2 separate regions of the Homo sapiens genome follow, and region 1 is linked to region 2. Evidence: chromatin loops called from intact Hi-C (ENCODE). Cell type or tissue: breast epithelium. All regions are shown on one strand. Links, peaks and the distances in the headings refer to the core of each region. The heading gives the core; the rest is flanking DNA. Region 1 overlaps ASPG (asparaginase). Region 2 has its middle 16 kb from the start of C14orf180.

Evidence for each region. Hi-C counts contacts between places; a loop is a spot of excess contacts. Peaks named below come from ENCODE experiments on the same cell type or tissue, not always from the same donor. Only the 100,000 strongest peaks of a DNase experiment are listed, where the experiment ranks them.
Region 1: it touches region 2 in a loop (2.9-fold over the local background); 27 of 110 quality-filtered maps call a loop at or near these places.

Annotation. Positions count from the first base shown.
Region 1 is chr14:104,088,555-104,103,656 of GRCh38, reverse strand. It overlaps ASPG (asparaginase), which reads right to left. Exons shown (of 16, transcript NM_001080464.3): 2 at 10,916-11,024; 3 at 10,055-10,166; 4 at 8,001-8,126; 5 at 6,020-6,103; 6 at 4,678-4,804; 7 at 1-94. Among named protein-coding and RNA genes, the nearest start is that of ASPG, 10 kb to the right of the region's middle. In breast epithelium, for the core only: a CTCF peak has its summit at 8,848 (motif pointing left); a DNase peak (open chromatin) is centred at 8,860; H3K27me3 peaks cover 4,035 bases.
Region 2 is chr14:104,555,751-104,570,852 of GRCh38, reverse strand. No RefSeq gene overlaps it. Among named protein-coding and RNA genes, the nearest start is that of C14orf180, 16 kb to the left of the region's middle. RefSeq lists enhancers at 4,985-5,729, 5,730-6,476, 7,133-7,694. In breast epithelium, for the core only: a CTCF peak has its summit at 6,651 (motif pointing right); a DNase peak (open chromatin) is centred at 6,642; H3K4me3 peaks cover 466 bases; H3K27me3 peaks cover 7,135 bases.

The DNA.
Region 1 (15,102 bases), core at 4,499-12,498, 470 kb after region 2:
GGGTAGAGGCGCAGCAGGCCCACGTCCTGCTCCATGCTGCTGTGCACCACCAGCCCAGCCTTCCCGTCCACCTTCCGCACCAGCTCCCTGTTGACTGAGGACAGGGAAGGGCCTGTGTGGTGCCTTCAGGCCTCCTGCCAGCCGAGACCCCAGCCCAGTGCCTGGCCCTCTGCACAGGCCGCCTCCTCCCTTGTTTTCAGAGCCCTGAGCCTTCGCGGCTCAGCCCCCTCGCCCTGCCTCCTCTCCCGCAGGCAAATCCTCCCGGGCTTCCGCGCAGTCCGGCCTGTGCCAGGCTCCGCAGCGTGCACGGGGCTGTGGGAGGAGGCACTCGTTGGCCAGCGAGAGACCGATGGCCGAGCAATGGGCAACACAGTCTCAAGGGTGAAGCCCAGGGAAACTCCGCTGGCCAGGCGAGGGGCAGGAGGGTCCTGCAGAGATGGAGGCCCGGCTGTGTCTTGCAGGCCGCATGGGGGCGTCAGGCGAGCGCAGAGGCGAGGAGGGCAGGCATGCCCAGCTGGGGAGCCACCAGCAGTCACTGCGCTGGGTTACAGGCATGGGGCAGCATCGTCGAACCAGCCAGCCTCCTCTGCCCCTTGCCAGGCACCCACTGTGCCCACTGCCCACCGGGTCAGTGGTTGAATGAGCGAACAAATGGACTTTCGGACCCCTCACCTCTGGGGAGAGAAGGCCTCCATCCAGTTCACCCCAAAATCCTAATGTGTGCCCATCACCCCCTCCCCACACCCAGGGTGGGTGATGGTGGAGGTGCAGGCCCCAGGTGAAGTGGGGAGGGATGGCTATTTGGGGTCAGTGCCCCTTGAACCCGTCCATGCAGAGGGGCTCCCCAGAGGACATGCTTGTCCTCGAGCTGAAGGCCGCCACTCTGGCAGCAATTGAGCCCCCAGGGTTCTGCCGACTTTCCCGCTCCATGTGGGTGGGGGTGGGAGGCTGATGCCACAGGCCCGGCCCCCAAACCCTCAGAGGCCAGCGCCAAGGCTGAGGTCCATTCCCTCTGCCCCTCTCCACACTCATGGCAGCCTCCAGCAGAGCAGGGCTGGACACTGGGGACTCCCACCACACTGTGAGGTGTCAGAGCTGCCCAGGGCAGTAAACACCCTGGAGGCTGGAGAGCCCAGCCCAGGAAAACCGAGGCCCAGGGGTGGGGAAGGGCCTGGGCGCCTGGAGAGCCCGGCACGGTGCTGGGACAGGAACCTGGGCAGGAGGACCCCCGCACAGGGCTCTTCCTCCTGCCCACAGGGAGATGTCACCCACATGTCTCCGGCCGCTTCCGCTAGAGCAGCTTGCATGCGATAAAAAGGACTTTCCTGGCATGGTGGAGCTGAAGGGGGGAGATGTGGGGTGCTGGGGATGAGAGAGGGGGGAGCGGAGCCCCCAGCAGTGAGTCTTCCACCCCCACCAGAGCCCACAGCATCAGTCAGCCCCACATGATGGCAGCGTGAGATGCCCTTTAACTGAGGGCGTGTGTCTCAGCCGGACAAGCAGATAAGGCATCAGCACAGGAAAGGAGGGGGCACCGCTGCCACTGGCAAAGAGTTATGGCTGAGAGGGGGCTACACAGAGACAAAGAGGGCCCACACCCACCCCGCACTGACCTCCCGCCTCCTGAGAGTCTGTGGATGCCACCCTTGGGATCCCAGTCCTTCCTGCCCAGGCCTGCTAGAGGCCAGGGGAATCGTGACCCCACACCCGGGGGCAGAGAGGAGCGCTGGTGGCTCCATGGCCAGGTGAGGCCTGCAGGCTCAGCCCCTTACCCCCAAGAGGGGCTATGGCCCTGTTCTACAGATACGGGAGCTCAGCACAGGAGCCGAAGGGTGTAGTCTGCGGCCTCAAAGCTGGATGCGGCACAGCTGGGGTGGCTGGGTCACGTCTGGGAGGGAGGTGGCTTCTCCCAGTGCACAGAGGAGGGCTCTGGGGCTCTGCTTTGGGGTGACCCAGCGTAAGGACCCATGGCTGGTGAGTGACAGGCCTGGCCTGACCCCACAGCCATATCCCCTTCTCCACCCTCCTCTGCTCCAAGGGCCCCAGCAGAGTGGGCCGGGGTCAGGGCTCAGCACAGAAGGGTAAGGGTGCAGGATTTGCCTGGGGGTGACAGTGTGGTCTCCTGAGACACATGGAAAGGACAGGGCCAGCAGGGCCTCCTCCAGCCTCCCACGCATCCCCCCACCCCTTGGCGCCGAGCCGACTGTGGACAGGAGCACCAAGCCCGCCCATGACTCCCGGACCAGCCCAGCCCCTCACTTCCCAGACAGTGGGTAAAAAGCCCAGGACAAGCCCTCGACAGGGTGCTGGCAGCTGGCACCCGGGCCCAGGCCGGCATTGCTACCCCCAGCTGGCTCAGAGAGGCTGAGGGTGCACACTGCCAACCTGTGCCCCTCCCCAGGGGCCCCAGCAGCCACGCCCTGGGCAAGGCCTGAGGTTTCTCAACACTGGGTGCCAGAACCGGCCCGGCAGCCCGGCATCAGTTTCCCACACCCACACGCACGTGGGAAACACTCAGGGGTGGGGGGCTGGGGCCAGGGCAGCCTCCCACCCAGACCAGCCTTAGTGCTGCGCCCAGGAGCTGCCCCACGGCCCTGGGCCTGAGGCCGGTGTGTCTTGAGCCTCGTGGCCTGCCCGGGCTTAGCACCCGGTGCTGGCGGAGTCCCTGGAATCCAGAGCACGGTCCTCTGTGCACTGTTGGGGCGGGGTCCACCCACCAGCAGAAGCTCCACTCCTGAGCCCCAGATAAGGTGTGAATCAGGCCCCATGGGGGAGCCGGGCCTGCAGGGCACCACCCACACCTCTTGCTGCTCCTTCTCCCTGGGCTGGAGGGGCCGAGTGCCAGCATCCAGCATGGGCAAGCAAGCCAGTACCCTACCAGCACCAGCTCACAAGCCACCTCCTCCAAGAAGCCTTGAGGGCTGCCCTGGCCCTCGGTGAGCAAGTGGGCCCCTGCCCAAGCCCCTGAGACCCGGTGTGCTGCACACACAGTAGACACACTGATGTGTTCTGGGCCTCACACTCCCTAGAAGGTGCTCCAGGGAGCAGCAGGAAGAAGGGACAGGGTGTGAGCCCAGGACAGGAGGGAACAGCAGGAAGAAGGGACGGGGTGTGAGCCCAGGACAGGAGACAGCGCACAGGCTTGAGTCGGTGCCTCCCTGTGGGAGCCTGCCTCTCTCTGCCTCCGTTTCTCACCTGTAGAACCAGGCAGTTTCCTCTGTCCTGTCCTGCTGAGGGGCCCTGGGGCAACAAGCAAGTCAGCCACCGAGCCCGGACTCCCACACACAGGCCTTGTCTTGAGATCCAAAGACGCTGCCTCCACCCGCTTCTGCTGACGGCCCCACAGCCAGACATGCCCAGAGCCCCTCCTGTCCCCCGACTTCTGGTAGATGCTCCAGGAAGGCCCCTGCCCTGCCAGACCCTTCCCAGGGCCCCCTCATGCCAGGCCCTGAAGCTCCCCAGGGTCCTTGCCTGTGTCTGGGGATTCTTCCAGGAAGCTGTGCCCCAGCAGCCCATAGCCCAACCCTTTCTCCAGGAGGGTCTGCTCCTCCTTAAAATGGGGGAGTGGGGAGCCTCTGCCGCACCGGGAGATTCCCTAGGAAGGGCCTCCCCAGGCGTCCAGTGACCTTGTGGGCTTGACCCACCAGCCCGCCATGGCCCAGGCCTGGACAGAAGCCCAGTGTGGGTGAGGGGGCGCCTCCACCCCACCCGCCCAGACAGGAACAGCTGCTTTGGTCCTGGGCAGGCAGCCCCACCCAGCCCCGGGTGAGGTGTCAAATGCCCCCAAAGGAAGGCCAGTGCTGCCAAGCCCTGGAGCCTCCCCGGGGCTGGACCCCACCTCAGTCAGTCAGGATGAGACACAGGGCAGGTTTGGGGCTGCCTTGAAACAGCAGGGGGCCAGGGCAGGCAGGATGCATCTCCCAGGAGGGAGGGGATGCTCCCGCTGCCTCAGGGAGGGGTGCTGGCGTGGGGTCAGGACTGGCCATGCTGGCCGTGGACCTGGAACAGGCAGGGGCCGGGTAGAGTCCAGGAAGCAGGGGCTCCCTCAGCAGGAGCACACCCCAGACGGAGCGACGGTAGGCCAGGGAGTGACTTCCGGGCAGGCCACTGGAGTGGCCCTGCGTCTCAGGTGAGGCCTGGCAGGGCACCAGTCTCTGAGAACAAGCTCCAAGGCTGCTCCTACAGCCAGGGCCAGGGGGCGGGCTTGGCCCCCCCAGGGGGAAGCCTCAGGACACAGGATCGCTCGAGTCAGCCCCACAAGGATGGCTGGGCTGCCCGCCGGAACCAGAGGACAGAAAGACTCCCTGAAACTCCTGGGGACGAGGCTACGGCACACAGAGGTGTGGCAGAGCCAGGTGGTCACTGGGGACCTCCTAGGCCTGGGGCGAGTGGTTGGGCAGGACACATGAGGGCCAGATGCCCCAAACCTCTCTTCCAGGCCTCCCGCCTCTGAGCCTGCAGGGACCTGAGGAGGCCCCCACCTCTGTGGCCACGCAGCAGCCCTGTCCACGCAGCCCTGGCTTCTCCACAGCCCAGGGCAGAACCAAGCCAGGGCAAGTCAGAACCAAGCATGGTGCTCTCAAACTCTGCCGAGTCCCAGCCACGAGCTCCCTGCAGCAGCCCCTCGCCCAGCACCAGCACTGGGCAGGCACCTGGCCCTGCTCCTGCGGGGCTTACTTGTGATGTCAGCACCCACTGTGGCCAGAGGCAGCAGGTTCGGGGAGCAGAAAGCTGCGAACCTCCGAGCGTCTACCTTGGTTGCCCGGTTGCCCCGAAACAGCTGATTCTGGAAGAAAAGGCAGACCTGCGGGAACGGAGCGACAGAGTTCAGAGCAGCGGCCACCCTGTCCCCGACCCATCTGCCCTCCAGCTTCCTCCCTGCCATCAATGAGGTGCCCAGACCCAGGGGGAGGTGGGACTGTAACCCCACCCACCGCAGGCAGAGACCTTCCTGGGAGCAGGTACTGCCCCTCTCGGGCCCTTTCCTGCCCTGCCACCTACCCGTGGGCTAACCGGAGCCTGCAGGGGCCTGGGGACCCCAGGGCCTGGGGCGTGCAAGTGGCTGGGTGGCAGGAGGGTACCGTACTTCCTTCCCTTCCCACCTGCCCACTGCCCCCAACCCTGCTTCTTACAGAGCCCTGGGAACTCATCCCAAAGGTGCAGCGAGCACAGCTGCTGGAGGCCCCTGCCCACGGTGAATGGGAGTCCCTGAGGCCCCTGCTCAGGAGCCCGTGTGGGGGCTCTAGTCAAGCTGCTCAAGAGCCTTGGGTAAAGCCACTGCCCCAGGGTGGGGGAGATCTTTGCACACTCCTTCCTGGGACGCCACAGGAAACAGGGAAAGACATGGGGGAGGGAAAGTGACACCCTTCAGAGCCCTGCTGGCTGCAACCTGTTTTTATAGAAACTTCCATACCTATCTCTAATGTAAAACCTCCATACGTATCTCTAACGTAAAACCTCCATACGCATCTCTAACGCAGAACCTCCATACGTATCTCTAACGCAGAACCTCCATACGTATCTCTAACGGAGAACCTCCATACGCATCTCTAACGCAGAACCTCCATACGCATCTCTAACGCAAAACCTCCATACGCATCTCTAACGCAAAACCTCCATACGCATCTCTAACGCAGAACCTCCATACGCATCTCTAACGCAGAACCTCCATACGCATCTCTAACGCAGAACCTCCATACGCATCTCTAACACAGAACCTCCATACGCATCTCTAACGCAGAACCTCCATACGCATCTCTAACGCAGAACCTCCATACGTATCTCTAACGTAGAACCTCCATATGCATCTCTAACGCAGAACCTCCATACGTATCTCTAACGTAGAACTTCCATACGTACCTCTAATGTAAATATCCACAACATAAGATCTAGAAGACAGTGCACCCAGCTATTGGCAGTGGCGTCTGGGGAGGGGCTGGGGGGACTTTGTTTCCTGGCTGCTGTCTGGGCTCCTGCCCCCACCCCACCTGCCCCGCCTCCACGTGCACCAGGCAGGTACCTCTGGGATCACATACTGGCCAGCCATGAGCAGTGCCCCCAGCAGGTTCTCACGGCCGTCGCTCCACAGGGCATGGATGGGCACCTGGGGGAGAGGCCACGGAGTAGCTGAGGCCTGGGAAGCCCAGAAGCCTGGGATGTCTGGCTCATCTCTCCAGGTAAACCCCCAGGCCCAGCCCAGGAGCCCCAGGCGGGTGTGGGAAAGAGAAGGACAGGCGGGCTTGGACTGCAGCAGGCAGCCTGGAGATGGGTGCCTTGGGGGAACGGGGCACTCAGAGGAGCTGGGCAGTAAGCCTGTCTCCAAGGCCGCCAACAACAGCTGTCCCTGCAGACGATGCCAGCCTGCACCCAGGGCCTCAACCCACCCACCAACAGCTGTGGCTGCAGACCATGCCAGCCTGCACCCAGGGCCTCAACCCACCCACCAGCTCCCTCTACAGGTCCAAGAGCCCAGTGCTGGCAGCAGGGGCCAGCCGGTCCCCATACTGGAGAACGCATCACAGGCCTCCCACCGCAGCTGCCCTGCCCAGCTCCCTCGCTACCCCAGCAGAACTATGGGCTGGAAGGAGGGTGGTGGGGGTGAGGGGTGGGTGGGCTGTGACAGAAAGGAACTGCCTCGGGATGCCAGGCACAGTACAGCTCCTCCCACAGCTGCCTGTGTCTAGCATGGGCGACTGTGCTATGGTTGACTGAACAGCGCGTCCCAGGAGGGCGCAGGTGGCGGTGCAGAGGCCAGGGTTTTCAGGAGGAGGCGGCCGGGAAGTGGTCAGTCAGAGGCTCTGGAGGGAGAGAGCCCTGGCAGGGGGTGGCAGTCCTGGGTCCTGGGTGCTCCCTGGCTCAGCCCTCACGTGGTACGTGGCTGTGGGTGAGCCCCTAGCCTGTAAGCCTCAGTTTCCCCACAGGTATAACAGGGATAAGGATGTCCCGGCACAGGCCAACATCAGAGTGAGGACAACATGCATGTGAACGTTCGTGGGTCCTGCGGTGCTCATAACTGTGCCCTTGATCCCCTAGAGAGGTCCACGGGATGTTCTGCTCCCCCAGGGCTCGGGAAGGTCTGGGAAGAGGAGAACCAGCTGGAGCCCTGTCCCTCCTTCTCGAGTTCTGGGGCGGGAGGCACTGCTCCACCGCTAACAGGTGTGTGCAGTGGGCCCTGGGGAGACTCTGGAGGGACAAGGGAGACGGCGCCAGGCAAGCAGAGTGGGGTGGCTGAGCCACCTCCCCGGACTGCTCCCCGCAGACCTCCTAAGAGGGCCTCCATGGAGCTTTCTGGAACTGCCACCAAGCTCAAAGGGACACAGGTACCGGTTTCCCATACAAGACCTTAGCCTCAGCCGTGGGAAAGGATCCCAAGGGGTTCAGGTGCCCACTGCCACCCGCAGGCAACATGGACCCCTAGTCAGCTTCTAGCCAACCTCCCCTGCCACATCCCCTCAAATCCAGTTTTCCAGAACACTCTACTGGCCTTGGCTTATGGGATTTGTGCTGGGTTAGGGTGAGAGAGGCAGGGAAATCGTGTGCCAGGGCCCCCAGGATGGCATCGCCTAGACCCACAGTGGGCGGAGCAAAGAGAGGGACAAAGGCAGGGACATGGCCGGGGCCTCCTGGTGCGGCTCTGTGCGCGGCCACCCTGATGCGCCAGATGGAGAGGTGGGCAGCAGCCGCAAGGAAGCATCGGGAGGAGAGGAAGGGATGCCTGGCACCCCCAGGGCCGAGGTGGGCCTGGCTCTGGGTGCTCCAGGGCCTCACAGCTCCCAGGGCCACCAGCAGGAGATGACCCCCCTCCTGCGGGGCAGGTGGTGCTGGCACCCGGGCAGGACCTGAGCATTTGCGAGCCCCAGCACGGGCCCTGCAGCAGCCACCTCAGGAGCTGCTGGGCTGAGCAGGAAGCCCGGGGTCCCGCAGCGGCCGCCCACAGCGCTGACTTGCCCTGTGGCCTCAGGAAGCCCCTGTTCCTAGGAGCCCCGGGCCCCTGGGATTACCTGGGCCCCAGTGAGGATGACAGTCTTCTGCAGGTTCTCCAGCATGAAGGACAGCATCGAGGCAGCAAAGGCCATGGTGTCGGTGCCGTGGATGACCACAAAGCCGTGGTACTGCTCGTAGTGCCTCTGCAGGAGGGGCGCATGCTCAGGCAGGCCAGCCCCTCGCAAGCAGGTGTGGGGGAGGTTGCAGCATGGGGGAAAGGGTCCGGATGCAGAGAGGAGGACTCAGGGGAGGCACCCGTGGGACCCTGGCCTGGAAGTCCCTCTCTGGAAGATTAGCCCCTGGCGTGGAGTCCTGGGACTCCCACGCTCTCCCTGCCCCGAGGCTTCCATGCCACTCGGGTGCACCCACCACGCTGAGGCTCCCCTCAGAGCACTCGAGAATGAGTCCCTCCAAGGGGCCTCTGCACACTCCCCAAGGGCGGGAGAGCGCCTCTCCATGGCAGCAGGGGGCTGTGGTGGTGCACGAGCCTCGAAGCCCAGACCGCGGGTCAGGCAAGAACACAACGGTGGGCACAAGGACGCCTGCAGGGTCAAGGCACAGCCATGGCCGGGAACCAGCAGGTGATCCTGGAGGTTGCCTGGATCTGGACCTGGGCGGCCGGGCAGGACACCGAAGGGCAGCAGTGAAGCTGGCCATGCAGGGACGTCCTCCGGCCACCACCCCCTGGAGGGTGGCTGGCCCAGGCTGCGGCTGCCAGGGCACCGTTCCGAGAGCCCAGGGCTCCATACGAAGCCTGGGCCTGCCCGGGGGGCCATTAAAAGACCAAGCCCCGTAGGCCTGGGAACTGCAGAGGAGCGGAGGCCAAGGAGGGGAAGGGCGCCCTCTGCTGGCCACTCGCGGCAAGACGGCAGGCTGGGCCACCTGAGCCGAGAAGGCCTTTGTGAGGCTGCCCAGGGCTGCTCCCTGCAGCAAGGACCGCAGGGCAGCTTCGTGGGCCTCAAAAAGCAGTCACGCCTTGCCCGGTGAGGGCTGCCGGCTACAAATGGAGGGTCCTGTCCTGGGTGGTGCTGCCTGCCACCCTGCTGCTGGGAAGGGGAAGCCTAGATGTTCCCACTCAGGGGAGCAGGGGGTTCGTAAGGGAAGCAGGTGAGAATTGGGACTGGAGCGGGCAGGAGGCCCCCTACTAGGGGAGGCAGCTCCGGTAACATGGGAGCGTGTTGTGATGGGGGAGAAGGGAGAAGAAAAGCTGATGGGGCGGGGGGTGGTTCTGCCTGCAGGGGGAGCACACAGGTCGCTGTAAACCACAAGAGTCTTTGAGAGGTGCTGTGGTCCACTAAGACTCCAACCAAGACTCCACTAAATCCACTAAGACTCCAACTGGGCGGGGACGGACAGAGGGCAGTGAGCAGGTCACCAGCCACGCACAAGGAGCTTGCTGGCCCTCGAGGTAGCATCACACACCACACACCGCGCCCCAGATACTAACTGGGACAGGCTAAGACAACTGTTCCCGTTGTGTCCTCATCTGGGAAGTCGACTTGGCCCTATACGCCCACCCCCAGCTTGCATGGGGGAGAGGAACTCAGAGCCTTGCCCGCAGCTCTGACACGTGGACCCTGCCCTTTCCTGAAGCTGCCATTCCCAGATGCTCCCAGGCCCCAGGCTGGGCAGGCCGACTCCACCCCAGACCCTGCAGCTCCTCACCCGTCCCAGAGTGTTTCTGCCGGCCACTGCCCATCCACCAGCCCCGCCCATACCCACAGCCCCGCCCACACTCATAGCCCCACCCACACCCTACAGCCCCACTCACAACACAGCCCCACCCACAAAACACAGCCCTGCCCACACAACACAGCCCACCCCACACCCACAGCCCCACCCACACTCCACAGCCTCACCCACTCTCCACAGCCCCACCCACACTCCACAGCCCCGCCCACACTCCAAGCCCCACCCACACTCCCCATTCCCACCCGTGCTCCCTAGCCCCACTCACACCCAACAGCCCTGCCCACTCTCCACAGCCCCACCCACACACCACAGCCCCACCCACACACCTCAGCCCCACCCACACACCACAGCCCCACCCAGCATTCCCCAGCCCCACTACCTTGATGGTCTGGGCAAGGCAAACCCACTCAGCGATGGTCATGTCACTGGAGTCGAAGAGGGGCTGGCACTCCAGCACGGTGTAGAGAATCCTCTGGTTGCGGCTGGCCGGGCTGCGGGACAGAAACAGCAGGAGGCGGAACAGCAGGCTCCCGCTCTGCACCTCCTCCTGCTCTAAATGCCCTGACCCGCTCTGTTCCCCTCTGGCAGAGCTGGGGCCCCTACGCCAAGGGCTCCGCACATAGCAAGTTCTCAGCATCCCAGGTACGGGGCCCGGCCCCCCTTCCACCTGGAGCTCCCCACAGAGGCAAGGACGTAGGTCAGGATGGGCCACTCCCAGCAGTCTTCTTCCCACACCAGCTCGAAGAGGGGGGCTGGGACCAGCCATCCCCAGGCAGGAGAGGATGCTTGCAGGAGGCTCGCCTGTGGCGGCTGTGGTGGTCAGCCACCACGAGGGCAACTCCCAGCTCACCCCCAGCTGTGGGGGACATCAGGGAGCTGGGCCCAGAGCTGAGAAATGGAAGGACCTCTATGCTGGGGGCAAGGCCACCTGGGCCAGCTGGCTCCTGATATACAGGATCCCTAGACGGGGCGCCCTCATCACACTTGCCGAAGCAGCCTGGCTGGGGGTGTGGGAGGAGGGTGGGGAGGGAAGGTGGGACCAGGCACGGGGCACCCTCAGAGGTTCAGGCTCTGGTGGAAGGCGACTGCTGGTCAGTCCTAAAGCCCTGTAAGCTGAGGGGATGTTAGAGACAGGGGTGAGCAAATGGCTCACGTGGGCCTGGCCAGCAGTGCCCAGCCTCAGGATCGGTGCCCCTCAGCAGCCATGCCCTGTCCGGGACTGGGAGGAGCCCACACTCACGGTAGCACCAGGGTGTCCTCAGAGAGGCCGCGGGCTCGGGCGTGCTCCTCGTCATGGAACATGGGCAGTGTCCTCAGGATGGCAGCCAGGCCCGTCCCGGGCACAAGCACTGCAGGCAGAGTCCAGGTGGATGCTGGGGTCAGGGGCTGACAGCCATGGCCGCCTCCTCCCTCACTGAGGGGCAGGACCAGAGCTGGTGGGATGGGGCTCCGGTCTTATGACAGTCAGAGGCTGGGAGGAAGGGCTATGGCTGCCCCTGGGACCCCTCAGAGGGCAGGCGGCTGACCCGCGTTTGGAAGCCATGGCTTCCTGCCTTGGAGCCCGTGGTGATTCCTCATTTCGCACCTGGACGGCCCCAGGAGCTCTGCCCAGGTCTCTAGCTGCTCCACCCAGGCCCTGCCCCTGCTCCCACCTCCTTCTCCAAATGCTTAGTCCACACTCCCCACCAAGGCCCACGGGGCTCAGCCTTTGCCTCACTGTGGATATACTGTGGGCTCTGCCTGGAAGTCCTGCCTCGTCCCCACTTCTCACCCAGTAGGTGCCTCAAGGCCCAGATTGGGACACCACCCCCAGGAAGCCCTCCCAGATGCCCAGGCTGTAGTGCTATTCCCACATTCTCCCTCACTGGCCCTCGAGCTCCCAAAGGGCACGGACTGTGTGACTCCCTCAGGGTCCAGCCCAGGTCCCCTTCCCCAGCTCCCCGACCTGGAGGGCCTAGCACACAGCAAGTGCACAGACGGGCTGGTCCCACCCCCAGCAACTCTGCCACCTTCCTGCAGCCTCTGCATCTCAGTTCTGTCCCTTAAATGGAGACCTGGCCACACCACTCATTCCCTGGGGCCAGCTGCTCAGTATAAAGCCCTGACCCCTCAGCCACCCCTCCAGGGCCTCCAGCAAGTCCCAAAGCTCCCTCCCGGCCCTCCCTTCCCTCCCCCAGCAGCAATGCCCCATCCTATCCTGCAGATCCCAGCCATGGTCACCTGCTTTCCCCCCTCGCCCTCTGCAGCTGTACCCATCGCCTATCACTGGCTCACAAATTAACCCCAAACTTGGCAAGTTAAAGCAGCCCCCTCTAATATCCCTCCAGCCGCACCCCTCCCTGACATCGCCCTCCACTGCTGGGCTCACCCTGGTCTCCACATCTCTGCCTGTTAAGTCACCAGCCCCGGGACACCAGCCCTTGGCCCCGTGAAGGTTTATGGCACCCGTGATCCTCCTCTGGCCTTACACAAAGGCCTGTGGAGCCCCGGGGACGTTTGCCAGAGGACTGGAAGATGCAGGCCGGCTGAGGTGCAGCCGCTGACAAAATCACCCCGCCAGTAGGGCTCAGCCAGCAGACGGGGGAGGCGGAGCCCGCACATGTTTGTCTGCCCGTCTGCCCTCCGAGGCGCCCAGAGCACAGCCAGGACACGGGCTGCCGGAACAAAGGTCTGGATTCACCAGCCTTGTGAACCCCAAGGACCCAACCTCAGACCCTGGGCATCCAGGGGGCTCAGGGTCCACCCCACACCGGTGTCCAAGTGTCCCTGTCTCATGTATGGTGGGTTGAAAAAGCATCCTAGATGTCCGCATCCCAGGGCCGGGCGCAGTGCCTCAGGCCTGGAATCCCAGCACTTTGGGTGGCCGAGGTGTCAGATTGCTTGAGGTCTGGAATTCAAGACCAGCCTGGTCAACATGGTGAAACCCTGTCTTTACGAATAATACAAAAATTAACTGGTCATGATGGCAGGTGCCTGTAATCCCAGCTACTTGGGAGGTTGAGGCGGGAGAATCACTTGAATCTGGCAGGCGGAGGTTGCAGTGAGCCAAGATCGCACCACTGCACTCCAGCCTGGGTGACAGAATGAGACTGTCTCAAAAAATTAAATAAATACATAAAAATTAAAAAGATGTCCACATCCCAATCCCCGGTACCTGTGGGTGTCACTTCATATGGAAGTGTCTTTACGGATGTGATATTAGGGGTCATGGGGCGGGAGGTGGCCCTGGACAATCCAGGTGGGCCCTAAACGCCCTCTCGTGTTTCCTCACAGGTGGAAGGCCACAGGGCACGGGGAGGGGAAGGCCATATGACGACAGGGCAGAGCGGCCCTTGGAGATGCTGGCCTGGATGACTGGAGTGATGCGGCCACAAGCCAAGGATTGCAGCAGCCACCAGACACTGGAGGTGGCAGGGGTGGCTCCTCCCGCAGAGCGTCAGGACGGAGCGGTGCCCTGCAGCACCTTGGCTCAGCCCGGGGAAACCCCTCTCAGGCCTCGGCCTCCAGAACCCAGAACGAACTTCTGTGATGTTCAGCCGCCCGGCACAGTGGCCACAGGAAACAAAAAGTCACTCTCCACTCATCACGGCGGGTGAAGCTGGGGTGCCTTATGGGAAAGGTGGAGGGGGCATATCTGGTTTGGTTTTGTGGGACATGCTCACGTTGTGCAAGGTCACCTCCAGCTGCTGCTGACTCATGTGGGGGAACAGCTTCCAGAAACTTCCAGGAATGCTGCAGAGTGGTAGGCGTGGATATGGGCCCTGCTGTCCCTGCTGGGGGCATGTGTGGGCACCACAGGCGAAATCAGCCAAAGACAAGACTAAACTCTCTTGGTGTCCTCTTCTCTCAAGCAAAACACTCCATATGTGCTTTTGCAGTGGTTTTTATGGCTCACACCTGTAATCCCAGAATTTTGGGAGGCTGATGCAGGAAGATCATTTGAGCCCAGGAGTTCAAAACCAGCCTGGCCAATTTCTTTCTTTTTTCTTTTTCTTCTCCTTTCTTCCTTTTTTTTTTTTTTTTTTTTTTTTTTTGAGGCAGAGTCTCACTCTGTTGCCCAGGCTGGAGTACAGTGATGCCATCTCGACTCACTGCAACCTCCACCCACCCGGCTCAAGCAATTCTCCTGCCTTAGCCTCCCGAGTAGCCGGGATTACAGGCATGCACCACCACACCTAGCTAATTTTTTATTTTTAGTAGAGACGGGGTTTCGCCATGTTAGCAAGGCAAGTGAACCACCCGCCTTGGCCTCCCAAAGTGTTGGAATTACAGGCCTGAGCCACCATGTCTGGCCAAACGTTCCTTTTTCAAACCTATACTGTCGCCAGTAAAGTTTTCTTACCAACCTGCGAGTGGACCACTTTCCAACTCTGGGGCTCCAGCACTCACCCCGCAGTCAATGTGTTGTACGTCAGCAGCCATTCTAACAGGTATGTAGTGGCATCAGTTTTTTTTGTTTGTTTGAGACAGGGTCTCACTCTGTCACTCAGGCTGGAGTGCAGTGGCGAGATCTCGGCTCACTGCAACCTCCACCTCCTGGGTTCAAGCGATTCTCATGCCTCAGCCTCCCCAGTAGCTGGGACCACAGGCATCTGCCACCACATCTGGCTAATTTTTTTTTTGTATTTTTAGTAGAGACAGGGTTTCACCATGTTGTCCATGGCTGGTCTTGAACTCCCGATCTCAAGTGATCCACCCACCTCAGCCTCCCAAAGTGCTGGGATTACAGGTGTGAGCCACCGCGCCCAGTCAGCTGGGGCAATTTCTTTTGTTATTTTAAATAAACACCAGCTTTCAGCCGGGCACGGTGGCGGGCGCCTGTAGTCCCAGCTACTCGGGAGGCTGAGGCAGGAGAATGGTGTGAACCCGGGAGGCAGAGCTTGCAGTGAGCTGAGATCGCGCCACTGCACTCCAGTCTGGGCGACAGAGTGAGACTCCATCTCAAAAAAATAAAAATAAATAAAAAATAAACAAACACCGGCTTTCACACCTAACTATGATTTTGTAACTTGTATTACTTTTCTCAATGAGGGCCCTCCAAAAGCTTCAAGGGCTGCAGAATCTGAACCCTCCAGCCCTGCCTGGAACCTCTTCCTTGGCCCATCCAGGCAGGTGCCTGAGTTTGCTGGTGACTTGGAAACTCCTCAGCCCCCTGCCAAACACCTGGAAAGGAGGCTTTGCTCTCTAAGACAATGGGCCCCACTGTCACCAGCGAAGTCAAGCTTAGGCTTAGAAACTTGTGAACGTGTAGCACCCATTCAGGAAGGAGGTCCAGGCCAAGGGCACAGACGCCACTGCAGTAACCAAGAAGCCATGGGCATCACTCCACTGACACTCTCGACTGCTGGGACCCGTGTGGTCACCGGGCAGGGAGCTTCTCTCAGCTGCCTGGCCCCAGATCTCTGCCCTCCCTGCTGTGCCTGCAAG
Region 2 (15,102 bases), core at 3,303-11,302:
GAGTGCCCCTCATGCTACAGATATTGAACGAGGTATCTGAGTACGCAGGGAGGTTTCTGGGCCCCACATGTGAGCCCTGCGTACACACCCCATAGCTGTGTCATGCCCAGGCAGGTGTGCACACGCGCCTGGCCCACGGGTACCTGTTCTCCTAGCATCTAGGGTACTGTGAGGTTACTCAAGTCTCCCCCTTACCCTCCCACCTCCTTTGCTCTTCTGTCTGGGGGAGAAGGCGTGTGAGTAAGTGGCCGGCGTCAGGCGGGAGCAGCAGGGGCATGTGTGTGCTGCGTGTGTGCTGCGTGTGTGCTGCATGTGTGCCGTGTGTGTGTCATGTGTAAGCTGCAGTGCCTTGCCTGGCACCACACAGGGAAGCCAGGCTCTGGCCTCCAATTTACAAGGCAGTTTGTTGGGACCCCTGAATGTTGGCCATGTACAGTTGTCCAGGTTGCACAATAAGGAACTAATTTAGGTTTACTGGAGGAGGGGTCAGATGTGCCGTGGGGGCGCCTCGATGTGGAGCACCCAGGAGAGATGTTGGAGATCAAAGGGCACAAGCAGGCTCTTGTAGGAGGAACTGTGTCCGACCCTGCTCACCATGTCCGTCGTCTGGCCTCACCTGCCCTGGCTCTGTCCCTCACTTGTGCTCCCAGCCCCCCGCAGCTGTCCCCATTCCCACGTATGGTGCTGCTGCATCCTCGGCATCTCTTCTTCCCACTGGAGTTGGAGCAGACCCACCGTGAGCCGGCACATGTGCCCACCCTGGGGCCTGGAAAACCGTGGAGGGCGGCACCCTCGCCAGCAGGGTTTGCACAGTCGCCTGGGCTTCCCCAGGAGCCCACATGGAGGTCATTCCCGAGACCGCCAGCTCCCTGCTGGGAATCACGTTTGCTTGTGAGGGATGTGTGTGTCCCGGTGGGAGAGCCATCAGGGAGCTGGGGATTAATAACCTGCACCCACTTGCCAGGTGGGAGGCCAGGAGCCCTCTGGGGTCCTGAGTGCTTCATGTTTGGGGCATGCTGCCCATGCCAGCCACAGGGATGCTGCCTTGAGACGGTCGGCGACTTTGTCATGGTGTGTGGTCTGCGGGTGCATGAACACACCCACTCCATAGCAGCCCGAGGAGCTGACGGAGGCTAATTAAGTTCTAGGCTTTATATTACACGAAATGGGGGAATCTTCTATAAAATCACCACTAAACGAAAGCCAAGTGCTGTGTGTGTGCAGAGCCGCCTATAAAGGATTCCCTGCCTGGCAGACACCGGAGAGGCTGAGGCTGTCTGGCAAATGTGGGGAGGGAGTTTATTGCTCACCATATGATAAAATAATGGAGTCATTAAGAGAAAATACTTTTCAGAGCATTAAAATTAGAGGTGAATTGATTCAGTGGTAAAACAGTCCCATTTTCCTTTTTGGGGTTTATTTAGAGCTTTTATGCGGCGTTCTCGCTATGATCCTGTTTGGAAGCCGCCCTGTGACGCGTCAGCTTCCCCGTGCTGGCTCTGGCCGCCCCGAGGCAGGACCGCTGCTGTGGATGGGAGGGTGGCAGCCTCCAGAGACCCTGCACACACCTTCCTGCTGAAGGTATTGGGGAGGCTGAGGGCAGGAGGGGCTTTCTGGGGACGCAGGGACCCCCCTTTGCTGCACAGATCCTGTCACTATTCATGTAGCACACTTGAACCCTGTGTCCAGTGCGCCGTGGCCCCAGAACCAACCGTGAGTGATGTCCAGGCAGGGCCTGCGGCTGAGGTGTGGCTAGGGGCAGGGCAGGAGTCCCATAGGGCTCAGGGGCGCTGGGAGGGGCTGGTGCTGGGGGTGGCAGTGGGAGCAGGACAGAAGGGGCAGCTCGCCAAGCTGGGGTTGGAGGGGCTGAGTGCAGGAGCCCTGGGGAAGGGCTGGAGCAGAGAAATGGGGTGGATGAGCTGGAAAGGCAGCGAGCTGGCCTCACAGACCCCGGGGTGCACCAGGGAGGCCCTGAAGGTGCAGGGCCCACCCAGCACCACTGCGGGGATGCACGTGACCTCCCACGTGGACCACGGCAGCAGCACGTGCCTGACTGAGGCCTCTGTGCTCCAGCTCCCTCTGCGCTTCACAAGTAGTGGCCCAAGCTCATGGCTCCCAAGGAGCTGTATGTCCCCTTTACAAGGGAGAAACTGAGGCTGAAGGTAGAGCAGGCGACCCTGTGGCCACAGGCAGCATCGCTGAGCTCCTGGGCAGAGGGGCTGACTCCTTAGGGTGGCCAGACAAGGCCCAAACGACCTCAGTTCTTCCTGCCCTGGCCGCAGCCTGGGTTCTGTCCTCACCTTGGTGTGGTGAAGGTGGAACAGCCCTGCCCCTGGCAAACTCCATCTTTTTTTTTTTTTTTTTTTTTTTGAGACGGAGTTTTGCTCTTGTTGCCCAGGCTGGAGTGCAATGGCACGATCTCGGCTCAGTGCAACCTCCGCCTCCCGGGTTCAAGCAATTCTCCTGCCTCAGCCTCCCGAGTAGCTGGGATTACAGGCATGCGCCACCACGCCCGGCTAATTTTGTATTTTTTAGTAGAGATGGGGTTTCTCCATGTTGGCCAGGCTGGTCTTGAACTCCCAACCTCAGGTGATCCGCCCGTCTTGACCTCCTAAAGTGCTGGGATTACAGCTGTGAGCCACCGTGCCCGGCTGCGTGCCCTGTCCTTTTATGGACGAGGATGCCAGGCTTGGCAAAGGCCTTTGAGACATGTCATGGCCATTTGGCCCTGTCCCTGGGGTCCCCGAGCTGCAGCAGGTGCCCCTCAGGGGGCACCTCAGTTCATTGTCTAGCCTCCCGCCCCCACTGGACCCAAGCAAGCGTTAGGGAGTGGGGGGCCCGTGTAGGGGGCCGGGGTCCTCCAGAACCCCTGCTCCCCAGGCTGCCCTGGGGCTGGGAGTGGGGAGGATGCCCAGGGCCGCCAGCACTCTAGAGCTGCTGGGTGTTTATCTGGGAGGCGATCTCCCTGCTTCTGGGCTGAGTTACAGTTCCATTTCTGTGGCTGAGGAGCGCCGGCCTCATGGGCCCCCACAACAGAGGACTGTGCATTTTAATCCCGGCAGGGTCCAGAGAGGGTGCGTGGCTCTAAAAGCCGGCGTGATGGATTTCTCTGGTCTTATCTTCATCTCGGCTGCCTCCTCAAAGACGGTGTTGCTCGGCCTCCTGCACACCACTATCTGGAAGCTGCTTTTAAAAGTGGGAATATTTGGATTCCAGACAATGGGGGGAGAATATTGGAAACGGAACTCTGAGAGGTGGAGCGAGCGACTGAGCTGCTGTCTAGAAGTGCTGGCCTCTCCTGGTTCCCACCTCAGGCCCCGGAGGGCCCCTCCCTGCTGCACAGCCGGCTGTGGCTCCTCCCGTCCTAGGCTGGGTGCCATACGCACTCCCACCTCCGGCCCTTCCTACCCCAGGGGCCTCCTTAGGTGCTTGCGGGCCTGGGCCTCCTGTGCCAGCTTTTGCCCCACCTCGCTCCTGAGCCTCCTTCTTTGGCAAGTCTTGCTTGATGGGTCTCAGGTGTGCCCCTGCCCATCTGTACCCCCAGGCCAGGGCAGCCCTGGCTCCCAGGACCGGGGTGGCAGTGTTTGCGGTGCTGAGGGGTTGTATGCGCAAATGCCTTCCCGTGGGCCCCATCTTGCAGTGTGGGTGGAGGCAAGGAAGCCGGGTGCGGGCAGGCTGGTGAGGTGCAATCTATTCCCTCTGTCATTACTTCTGCCAGCCCCGGGTCCTCCGCTTCCGAGGGGCTTCCCTACCATCCCCCACACAGACCTCAACAAGCACAGGAGAAACCAAGGCCCTCACGAGTCAGGCGGGCCAGGAGTCACCCCCAGATTGTCCTCTGCCCTTTCTGACTTTTGCGCCGCCCGAGCCTCCAGTGACTGGTCACTCCTGGGGAACCCTGCCCCCGGCTTGTCCTTAAACCACAAACCGGCCTCTCCAAAGCCCGAGGCAAGACCTGGGTCTCACAGGTGGGCATTTTTGACAAATTTTCTCTCTGCTGTGGTCAGCGAGTTCAGCTCACGTTCACACAATTCAAAGGGAGAGAAGTTGGGGTTCTCTCCATTCAGAGTCTCCAGAGCCCCGAGCCACCTGGTCAGTGCTCACCTGCAGAGCCCGTACCTGTGACTGTCTGAGCACCTGCTCGCTCACACCTTGTACACCGGTGGTGAGTCAGAGACCCTCCTGACAGGGTCAGTCAAATGGCATGGGGGTGCAAGAAAGCCCTGGGGAGCAGTCTCCAAGGCAGGGAGGTGGGTCTGTCTGTCACAGATAAGCTGTGGCCTCTGCAGAGCCGAGACAGCAAACTGAAAAGGCCGCGTGGCCAGGAGCCCTGGACCCCGGCAAGGCCGTCCTTCCAGCCCACTCGGGCGTGTAACTGACATCCAGGGGGCACTCTGGGAAGCTCGGGAATCACCCCTAGAAAGAGCCTGTGTTAAGTGCATCCCCTTCTCTCCTTCCCAGAGAGCCTCAGGCTTGCCTCCATTGAGTATGCACTAACCCTGCGGTCCCCGGCAGCCCCGGGTTGAGCAGGGACTTCACATTGTCTTCTGGTCTCATCCATCCTGCCCAGCTCTGCTGCCTGGGAGCCTGAGTGTGCCAGGGCAGAGCCCCATCAGGGAGTCAAATGTGTGCGGAGGACAGGAGGCTGGGGTGGCTGTGAGAGGGAGCTCTGCCCAGCAAGGATGCTGCCCTCAGGCTGAGATGGCTCTGCCCATGGGGTGAGCATCTGCCATCTGTCTTCCCCTTCATGGTGCCCTCCAGCCTGAGGGTGGGCCGGGTGGAGGCTGAACAGAAAGGTCAGGCGGTGGCAGGGACAGGACCCTGGGCAGGAGCTGGCTGGAGCCCCACCGTTACTTTCGCACAGACCCCTGTGGGTGGTCGGAGGTGCCTAGAGCAGAGGGTGGGGGTGCTCTGAAGTTGTGAGCCAGCCAGCCAGGGAACCCACGTGGGCTGGGACATGTGTCTGGGTGGGGTGGGGGTGCCTGCCTGGGCCCCCCCTTTCTCAGTGCGGTGGGGGGGACAGCAAATCGCATCTTGGCCCCTCTCTGGGGAAGGAGAGGGTGCAGCCGCTGCTGCAGTGGAGGCCTGAGGGCCCCGAGGGGCTGAGCACTGACTGCCCTGCTGGTTCTGTCTCCAGGGCCCTGGCGCTTGTCCTTGTCCTCGGGGCTGGGCTCTTGCCCTTAGGCCAAAGCTGGAGGTGGTTCAGGAGCCAACAGCCAGTGTGACCTCCATGGGGACACTGGCCAGAACCTGCAACTGGAGGGAATGGGGAAAGGCAAGCTGCCTTGGAGATGGGTCCGGGGAGGAGCACGGAGGGGCCAGGCCCCCCACAGCTTGCACACTCATGGTGACAAAACTGCCTGCTTCCCGCAGCTCACACGCTCCTCCTGGGGACAGGCTCCTTGGAAGCCCTGGGGCCCAGAGCTGGCTCGGCAGCCTCCCGCTGGAGGCCCCCAGCTCGTGAGGAGTTGACTCCCCCAGATGATGACTAAGGAGCTGTGGGGCACTGGGTGCTCTGTCCGCAAAGGCTCTCCCCGAGCCCGTGGACTGCTCCCTCTGGGCTCTGAAGATGAGGGGTGCTCGGGTCACTCATGGTGCGTGGCCGAGAGTGACTCCAACCTGACTTTGAGACGGTGCTAATCCTGGAGCACCAGGTGGGGAGACTCGCCCCTGAGAGGCTGACCTGATAAGGTCCACAGGGTGGTGGTGCTGCGGGCCCGGGGCCGGTGTGCTCCAGCTCTGTGCATGCCTGGATGTGGCCCTGGCCAAAGGCATTGCTGCCCTGTGCAGGGCTGGATGGTGGCCTTGAAAGCAGCTGCCTGGGACCTCAGATGCCCCATCCTGCCGGCAGGTCAGCCTGGCTTCCCACGGTGCTGGTGAGACAGGCGCCATGCATTGTTGAGACAGCGGAAAGCAGTGACGTCTTGGAGGCTTCTCGGGTCTGGCGGGCTGGGGACCACCATGTATGCCCACGACAGGACCCCCAACCTTTCAGCGCCACCCTGGCTGCCAGAGACACTCACGTGGAAGATACCGATATTAATAAATAACTTTTGAGTTACAAAACCATTGCTATCGCTATGGTGGGTGACAAAAGCCCCATGGTTGATGGGCAGCCGCGGGGCGTGAAATGGCTCGTAAATGTCCCTCCCGCCAGCCCCACGAAGCTGCGGAGGCAGTGCTGGGTGCTGAGACGTTGCGGTTTAAGACCAATGTTGATTAGAATTTTTTTATAAGTTTTTTTTTATAAGAGTAATAACAGCTCTTTTGAGACAATCACATGGCTCAGGAAGGGTTTTAAAGACCTTCAGGAATGAGAATTGGATTCGCAATCAGGAAGCGCCTCCCCCGGGCCACTCTAACGCCGCCTGTTTGTGTCTTTTTATTGCCATTTGCCCTCCAGGGATGGAGCCCCTTTGATGACTGAAGCTCCTTTTCAAGATCAAGGGCGCTGTTCCAGCAATGCCCGGACCGGGGCGCCTCCCCATCTAGGATGGGGGCTGGGGACCCCTGAACCCTGCCTTCTGCCAAAGTCTGGCGAGTTCAGGCCCAGGACAGCTGCCCAGTGTCCACCCAGGAGGCACCGGTGCCTGGAGGAGCTCGGGTCGGGCAGGTTGGCGGTCCCGGCTGTCGTGGGGCAATGGCCACCAGGTGGCAATGGAGGACTGGCCAGTGAAGAGGGATGCAGGAGGCAGGGCCTGACCCCGGGGGTGGGGATTGGCGGGACTGGGGGCCTGTGCTGTAGGGCTGTCCCACACTTCCCTCAGGCCCAGAAGCCTCGCTACCCAGAGGAACCCAGAGACAGCAACGCATTTCCTAAGGGCAGGAGCAACAAGGCCGGAATCTCGGGCAGGAAGGACCCACGTGGGTGTCTGGGCTCAGGGCAGCTTTTTTACTGGGACAAACTGCAAACTCATGGGCCCTGCAGTGTGCGGTGGCCTCGGGACACCCGGGGGAATCCCAGCCCAGTGGGGCCACGTGGCTCCCCAGTGGCATCCTCATGCATGGGCTGACTCCACTCTGGGGGCACCAGGGCCCCCTCCTCCCCCACACACAGCCTCACATGGGTCAGGGGTCCCCACAGGCAAGAGGGCTGCAGACAGTTCTGGGGAGGGGCTCCTAGCCTCGGGGGCCTGGCCATTGGCCCTGGTGCTCGGTGCTCAGGGAGGCAGCACACGCCTGTGCCCCTTGAGGGCTTGTGGGCTGGCCGGCTCAGCCCTGGCTTTGGGGGTGGGGTTGTGCAGTGGGCCATGCCCACACCCGGCTTTCTTTGTTGTGCCAGGAGGCAGGCTGTGTTCTGGGGAAGGGCCGGAGCTCCTCTTCACAGTCACAGCCCTGGATCAGGGTGGGTGTGCAGTCCGTCCCCAAACACCTGGGATCCCTCGGCAGGGCTGTTAGGCCGTGTGAGTTGGTGCGGCCTCCCCAGAGCATCTGGCAGCCGTGGGGGTGTTGGTGTCCTGAGGGCTGTTTCCTCTGCTGGGGGTGGGGTTTCCCACTGGGAGTTCTTCTATGGGACAGGAAGATGGCTGAGGGTCCTCTGCCCCTGCTCTCGAGTTCGGGGATAGTGATGGCAGCCTGCGCTGGGCTGAGGGACCAGGGGCCTCAGTTCCCCCGCAGCACAGGAGGAGGGGTCTGTGATGACTCTTTCCTTGGAAGGCAGCCCCAAGGCTCACCCTACAGGCCCTTGCTCTGTGCAGCCACCTGCTCCTGGCTGGGACAACATGCCCAGAGGCGGCCTTTGCTCTCCCTCCCTCCCTTCCTCCTTCCCTCCCTCCCTCCCTCCCTCCCTCCCTCCCTCCCTCAGGGAGCAGCCTGGGCTCATCAGGGAGACCCTCTCCCTCTGGCTGCCAGGGAGTGGTGAGGTAGTTTCCAAGCCGTCCTTGCTGGGGCATGTGGGTCTGAGCCTCAGGGTGTCTGCCCAGCATCCTTCCATGTGCTTGGACCCCATGTGCTGTGCAGATCCCAGGGGACCCTGGCCACCCCTTTCATTGGCCAGACAGCTGTGTCCGTAGAGCTCTGAGGGACTCAGAGCCCAGACATGGGCTGCAAGGGGGGTGGGTGGCTTCTTCTGCAGGTGGGGAAGAGCAATGGGGCCTGAGCCGCATGGACCCAGGAGCTCCACCAGCACCTGTCGCCTGCTGTGTGACCATGAGCAAGTCCAGCCACCTCTGTGAGGCCATGCCAGAGCATTTTGACTCAGCCCCAAACTGAGCCCGGATCCTAGCCCACATGGAGCCCTGATCCACCTCACACAGAGGCCTAACATTAGCTCACACTGAGTCCTGATTCCAGACACATGGAGCCCTGATTCCAGCCCACCCTGAGTCTTGATCTCAGCCCACCCTGGACCCGGATTCTAGCCCACTCTGAGCTCTGATCCCAGTCCACCCTGGACCCTGATTCTAGCCCATCCTGAGCTCTGATCCCAGCCCACCCTGGACCTGGATTCTAGCTCACTCTGAGCTCTGATCCCAGCCCACCCTGGACCCGGATTCTAGCTCACTCAGCTCTGATCCTGGCCCACCCTGGGCCTTGATTCCTGCTCACACAGAGTCCTGACTGCCGCCCGCACAGTCTGACCCAGGCAGGGCTCTGAGAGTCCGTGATGGCTGAAGGAGCATCAAAGTGGAGGGGACACATGGCGGGCTGGCATACCTCCTTCTGCTATGGGGTGGGAGTGGTCTTGGAAAATGTCTCCAGGAAGTATTTGACTCCTTTTTTTGATCCTCCTCGTTGTGGTTCTGGGGCCCACGCGACGTGTGGGGCAGAGGCTGTTCGTGGCCGTTTCTCTTGGTGTGGATTCCGCCGTTAGAACTTCTTTTCCATGGAGCAAGACTTGCTCTTAACCAGCAAACCCCAGAGGGAGGAACTCCCCATCGCTGGGCAGGCCCTGGAGGCTCTTTGTTGGAGGGCTGCAGGCTGGGTGGGGTCCCAGCCACGGGGTGGTCATCAACGCAGGGGCTGAGCAGAGGTGAGGACATCAGCGGGGCAGGAGGAGCAGCCTCTGCGGCCCCTCCAACCTGAGCCTGGGTGCCTGGCTGAGCTGGAGCTGAGCTGGAGCTGAGCTGGAGCTGGACGCACAGGCAGCCCTGCCTCCCACTCCGTAAACTTCCCTGATGATGCTGCCTGTCAGGCTCCCAGCCCCGTGTCAGTTCATTCTCTCTTCCACTCCACCCAGGATCCTGATCCTGCGTAACCACACTGACTGCGTGTGAGTGGGGGGGAGTTCTGAAAGATTACCTGCCACCAGTCCGTATGTAAATCCCAGGTGATTTATAAGCATGGACGGTTTTAAGGTCACCGGTGCGCAGAGCAGGTAGTCGGCCAGACTGCTGAACCAACAGTTTCCAAAGTGAGCGTGAAAGCATGAACCTGGCGCCTGCCCCAGCCTCCGTGCTGCTCAGGGCAGCTGCCTGTGTCTCTGCTGGATCCTTACAGAGGACGCTGGGGGGGTTCTGTGGAGCCTCGGGCCCTGTGGGCTGTCGAGGGGAAGGGCGGTGGCTCGGCCTGGGCATGTGAGGCTCACAAGAGCTGAGGGGCGGGTCCCGGTGGGTGCGCTGGAGTCCAGGTGTCTGGTGGGGCCCGAGGCAGGGAACGGGGTCCCATTTCTCCTGGGATGAGGAGGGTGACAGCAGGCTGGGTGGCCCAGGAAGCTGAGCTGAACATCTCTTGCTCTGTAAGCGGATGCTGGCCAGACATGGTGGGGCAGGCAGCTGGGGCAGGGAGGAAGGAGTCCAGCCCTCACCCATCCCCACCTGGCTGGGGAGGGCACCCCAGCCTGCTGGCCTCTGGGGGCTGGGATGGGAAGCTGATGATGGAGGAGGGTGGGAGGTGAGGGGGAGACCTGCCTGGTGGAGGGAAGCAGGTGGAGACTACAGAGAGGCTGAGTCCCCACTTTGCCAGCCAGGCTGGACAGGGGACACAGATATGGAACCTCCTAACTACTGAACGCTGGTGCCCAGCTCAGACCCTGTGGAGGGGGCCACATTGCCTGCTGAAGAGCGTGGCTGGGCCCAGCTATGGCAAGGACAGGTGTCAAGGGCTGTGGGCTCAGGAGGAAGTGGACACAGTCACTGGTGGGGCCAAGGGGAGTCACAAGGCTGGGGCAGGGGGGTGAGGGCGGCTGGGGAAGGCACTGCCAGGCACCCAAGCTTGCAGAGCTTCCCAGCCAGTGGCCACTGGGGGACTCTGAACCAGGCCCCTTCCCTTTCTTGGCCTCAGCTCCTCTGTGCCTGAAAAAGGGGCACTAAGAGTGGTCCCTGTTGGCCAGTGGCTCCTCAGCTGGTCCCCAAGGACAAAGCACAAGGTGGCACCACTCAGTGGCTTCAGGAGCTTGCTCCTGGCTGTGTGCATGTGTGAGCATGCAAGCTTGTGCCTGTGTGCAATGCACGCATGTGCGTGTATATGGGTGTGTGCGTGTGTGGCATGTATATATCTGTGTCCATGTATGTGGGTGTGGACATACGCATACATGTATGCATGCATGGATGTGCGTGCATTTGTGTGAGTGTGTGTGTGCGTGTGTGTGTGCACCGGGGAGCAGGGCTGACTGTCCTGGACGAGGAGGAGCCAGGCCTGCACGCATGAAGTGGCAGGCGTCGGAGGCTGAGTGAGATGTGCTTCTCCCCGTCGCGGTGGGGCAGGCTGTGGATTGGCACGGCTGCCATGTCCTTTTCAGTCCTCTTAATGTGAAGTTAATTAGGCAGAACATTCAAGAAAGACATTTGGAAGTTGATCTCAAATCAGAAGAGCCCCAGTGTGAGGAGAGGGAGGGCGAGGAAAGCCCCTGCAGCTGGGGAGCCTGTCTGTGTGAAGCCGGGGTCCTGGGCTGGGTGGCACTGTTGCTGGGGGGCCCCTGGGTGGGGCATTCCTTCCTGCCTGGCTCCCCCTTCCCCATCTGTCAAGAGTGGAAACAGTGAATGCGGGGCGCCCAGGCAGCCTAGGGGGAGTAGGGGCGGGTTCAGGGCACAGCCCGGCTGTCAAGTCTTGGGGAAGAGGAGGGAGGGACTTCTCTGGTGGCCCCACTAGGGTTGCAGGTCCTCCCAGGGCTCAGCTCCCTCTAGTTGGCCCTGGGGTTGAGTCCTGACCAGGTGTCTCTGCTGTCCAGGGAGTCTGGGCCACAACTCTGGCAGCCTGGGGACCTGCCTCAAGAAGGATGGCAGTGCTGGATGCCTGAGTGCCCTCCTGGTCTCCCACCCCCTGAACGCCCATGGTCGGGGAACATAACCTCGTCTCTGCGGGCGAGGCACACTCTGCCTGTGGGGCCAGTGTGGAGAAGCTGGTCAGGAACTGGAGGCCTGAAACTCGGGTCAGGAAAACCCCATGTCTGTCCCTGGGTGTGCATCAGACCAGGAAGAGGGACAAAGGCCACAGCAGCCCCGGGGAGATGCCAGTGGGTGAGTGTGCCTGGAGATGGGGATGGAGGGAGGCCGGGTGGCAAGGAGGCCTCACATGCCAAGGCTATGGCACGGCCTGGAAGGCTGGTGAGGGGATGTGGGCTCTGCCTGCACCAAGGGCAGCCCTGGGCAGGCAGAGGTGAGCCATGGCCATGGTCAGGGAAGGTGGAACCGCTGGGCCGTCACCTTGCACGGTGGTCCCAAGGCCAGCATCCCCGGGTGCTGGGACAGCATGGGGCACAACAGCCAGCCCACATAGAAATGAGGCAACGGGTCACAAGTGCAAACCCACAGCTAGTGAATATTTAACGCCTAACAAAAGTGCATGCATCATTAACCAGGTGCTGGTGGAGGAGCTGGAATAATTTGTCTTCTTAAAGGGGATTTGGTAATTTGTTAAGCTATTTTGAAACCTGCAGTCTAGCTGTGGGAGCCGCTCTGATTTCTAAATTAATTTGTGTGATTTAGAAAGTGGAAGCCTCTTGGTTCTGCAGGGGCCGCGGGCAGCAGGGCGGCCTTGCAGGCTCCTAGGTGTGCTCTGCATTTGTTGATTGTCCCATCCATGGGGACCCTGCTGAGGAGCTCGGCCCTGTGCACCCCGCCTCTCCCACCACCCTTGTTTCCATATGTGGAACCCAGTGGTCCCCCACCTCCCGGATGAGTTAGTTTACGAGCAGGTGCCACGGGAAGGTGGTCTCTGGAGGCTCAGTTTAACCCCCCTCCTAAGAGGATGCTCTTGGGCTGGAGGTGGGTGAGGCCATCTGGCCTGGAGCTGCTGGGCTTGGCTCTGAGATTGGCTGACACATCTGCAGTTCAAGGACCAGGCTGTGAGAGTCAAAGGGTGAGTTGTAACTATCACAGAGGTGACCACATGAAAAGCCCCAATTTCCAGCCCCAGATCCCCAGACCGTGAATCCCAGCTGTGGGTCACTGACTGGGAGCCTGCACTGTATCCTTCAGGGCCCTGGCAGGCCCCACAGGGCATCGCCACCCAGCTGGCGCCATCCCTGAGTCTCCGAAGGCCAGTCTGCCAGCCTCTCAGGCTGGCAGCTGCCAGACAGTGGGGACGTCAGACCAGTGGATTCTGTGAGGTTGAGTCCATTGCAGCTCGAAGGGAGACCCTTGGCTAACAGCAATGTTGTGCGGAAGGCCAGGCTGATGGGGAAAGATGGTCATATTTGCAGAAGCCTTGTGGCCAGGAAAGACCAGTCCATATTCAGATTAAGCGTCTCTTCTAGTGAGAACTAAGCGCTGCCTCTTTCATACAAAAGCAGTCCAACGTCATCACCTGTCACGGCTGCCCTGGTGATGGTGCTTCAACCTGTACTGAGCCTCAGTTTACCTCCCTAGCCAAACCTGAGTCCACCTCCCAGCTGAGCCTGGGTCCATCACCCCAGCTGAGCCTGACTCTACCTCACAGCTGAGCCTGGGGCCACCTTCCAGCTGAGCCTGAGTTCACCTTCCAGCTGAGCCTAAGTTCACCTCCCAGCTGAGCCTGGTTCCTCCTCCTAGCTGAGCCTGATTCCACCTCCCAGCTAAGTCTGGGTCCACCTCCCAGCTGAGCCTGGGGCCACTTTCCATCTGAGCCTGAGTTCACTTCCTGGCTGAGTCTGGGCCCACCTTCCAGCTGAGCCTGAGTCCACCTCCCAGCTGAGCCTGAGTCCATCATCCCAGCTGAGCCTGAGTCCACCTCCCAGCTGAACCTAGGACCATCACCTCAGCTGAGCTTGAGTCCACTTCCGAGCTGAGCCTGTGGCCATCATCCCAACCGAGTCTGAGTTCATTTCCCTGTTGAGCCTGGGTCTACCTCCCAGTCAAGTCTGAGTTCACCTCCCAGCCGAGCCTGGGTCTACCTTCCCAGCTGAGATGGGCCCTTGTGATTTGAGCCTATATCCCTATGGAGCCGTGTTCACCATGAGTGATTTTGTGGGTCCCTTCATTTGGTGACTTCTGGGTGTCAAGCACAGAGAGTTAAGTGAATCCCACCTGGATTGGCTGGGGGTCCCCAGCCAAGCATGCCCATCCTCTTGGTGGCCCACTCCTCACAAGCCTGGGACATCAGACCCTTGGGCAGCTCCTGAGCCCGACACACAGGGTCTGTTGGTGTGTCCTGGAATGGTGGGGAGGTGGTCCCTGGAAGAAGAGTAGGGGTGATCTGGCACACTGCTCTCTCCACGAGCCGTGGCCCGTCAGAGCCTGAGCACCTGAGGGACTTTGCCAGGCCTCTCAGCACTGGAACTGCTTCTCTCTGTCAGGCATCTGCTGCTGGCTCCAGAGGGGGATCTAGACAGGGGAGCAGAAGCCTCTCCAGCCTTGCCCTCAGATGGGCTGTGCGGAGGAGGGTCTCCTGCTCCCTGGGAACTAGAAGACATGGCAGAGAAGTCTGTGGTTTCCTTTGATTCTGGAAGGTTCTGGGGCAACTAGGGAAGGGTCAGGTTAGAGACTCTTACTGGGGAGGGGTGGCCAGCCGGGAGTGGACACAGTGACCATTTCCTGCAGGGCTTGGGGGCCTGGCTGGGGGCTGGCTGTGGGGGCTCAGGGCGTCACTCCCTGGGTGGGTGAGGGGGCCTGGGGGCTCCTGCAGACGCTGCCTTCCCTGACTCCCTGTCTTCTCTCAGCTCCCCGGGGCCTTTGGCCATAATTTGGTTTGGGCATCCTCAGTCTGTGTGGGCTGGAAGTCCCTGAGGGGATCTCCTTTTGGGCTCCTCTCCTTGGGCTGCAGGAAGAGGGGGTGACCCTCTGGCCCACGTGAGCCTGTCTGGCCGGGCCAGCCCATTGCCAGTGTCCACTGGGACAGGATTTGAGGGCCATGATGGCCACTTCCTCTGAGCTCCAGGTTGGACAAGGCTGCACAGGGAGCTCGGGTGTCCCTCTGGGCCAGAGGAGAGCCCTGGACCCCGGGGGACCAGCCCAGGCACAGTGTCACCGCAGCCCTCTTGTCTATCCCTGAGTGCCCCACCTGCTCCTGAGTGGCCCCCTAGTCCCTCGTCCCTCCAGGGGTGCAGAGCTTCATGCAGGAGGCTGGGAGCCTGGGGTGAGGGGCAGGGCTGGGCATGTCTTCAGAACGATGTGCTCCAGCAAAGCCCAAGCCGGGGCTCCAGCAAAGCCCAAGCAGGGGCTTCAGCTGCCACAGCCTCTGGCTTTGAAGATGGCAGCCCCGACAGCTTCTTTTCCATCTATAGTGCCTTTTTCAAGCTCTGGGCTTCAAAGCCAGCCTCGTAGCTCCTGGAGAGGCTCAGCCCCTGCTGGATATGACTGGGGTGGGGTGGGGATGGGAGATGGGGGAAGAAGAGCTGTGTCCCCAGGGACAGCGCTGGTGGCCTCAAGCCACTGAGATTGAACTTGAGGGAAGGGAAGCTGTGACCCCAGGGCAGATGGCAGATGCTCAGTTGGGTGTTTGCTCCTGGGAAAGGAGCAGAGATGACTGTGGATGGCCATCTCCACAACCCCCTCCCCAGCTCTGCAGAGCAGCCGCTTTTCTAGGAGCTCATCCAGTCCTTGCTGTACAGGTAGGGAAACTGAGGCTCAGAGAGACTCGCCCACAGCTGCACAGCAGGCAGGTGAGGGGCTGGACCCCTCCTGGGTCCTTCTTTCTGGCAGGGCTCACATGGCTCTGATTTTGGACTGCTGATCCCCACCTGGAGACCCACTAGGTGGGGAGCCTGCCCCTGGTCCCGCAAGCCCAGAATCTCTCCACAGGGCTTTT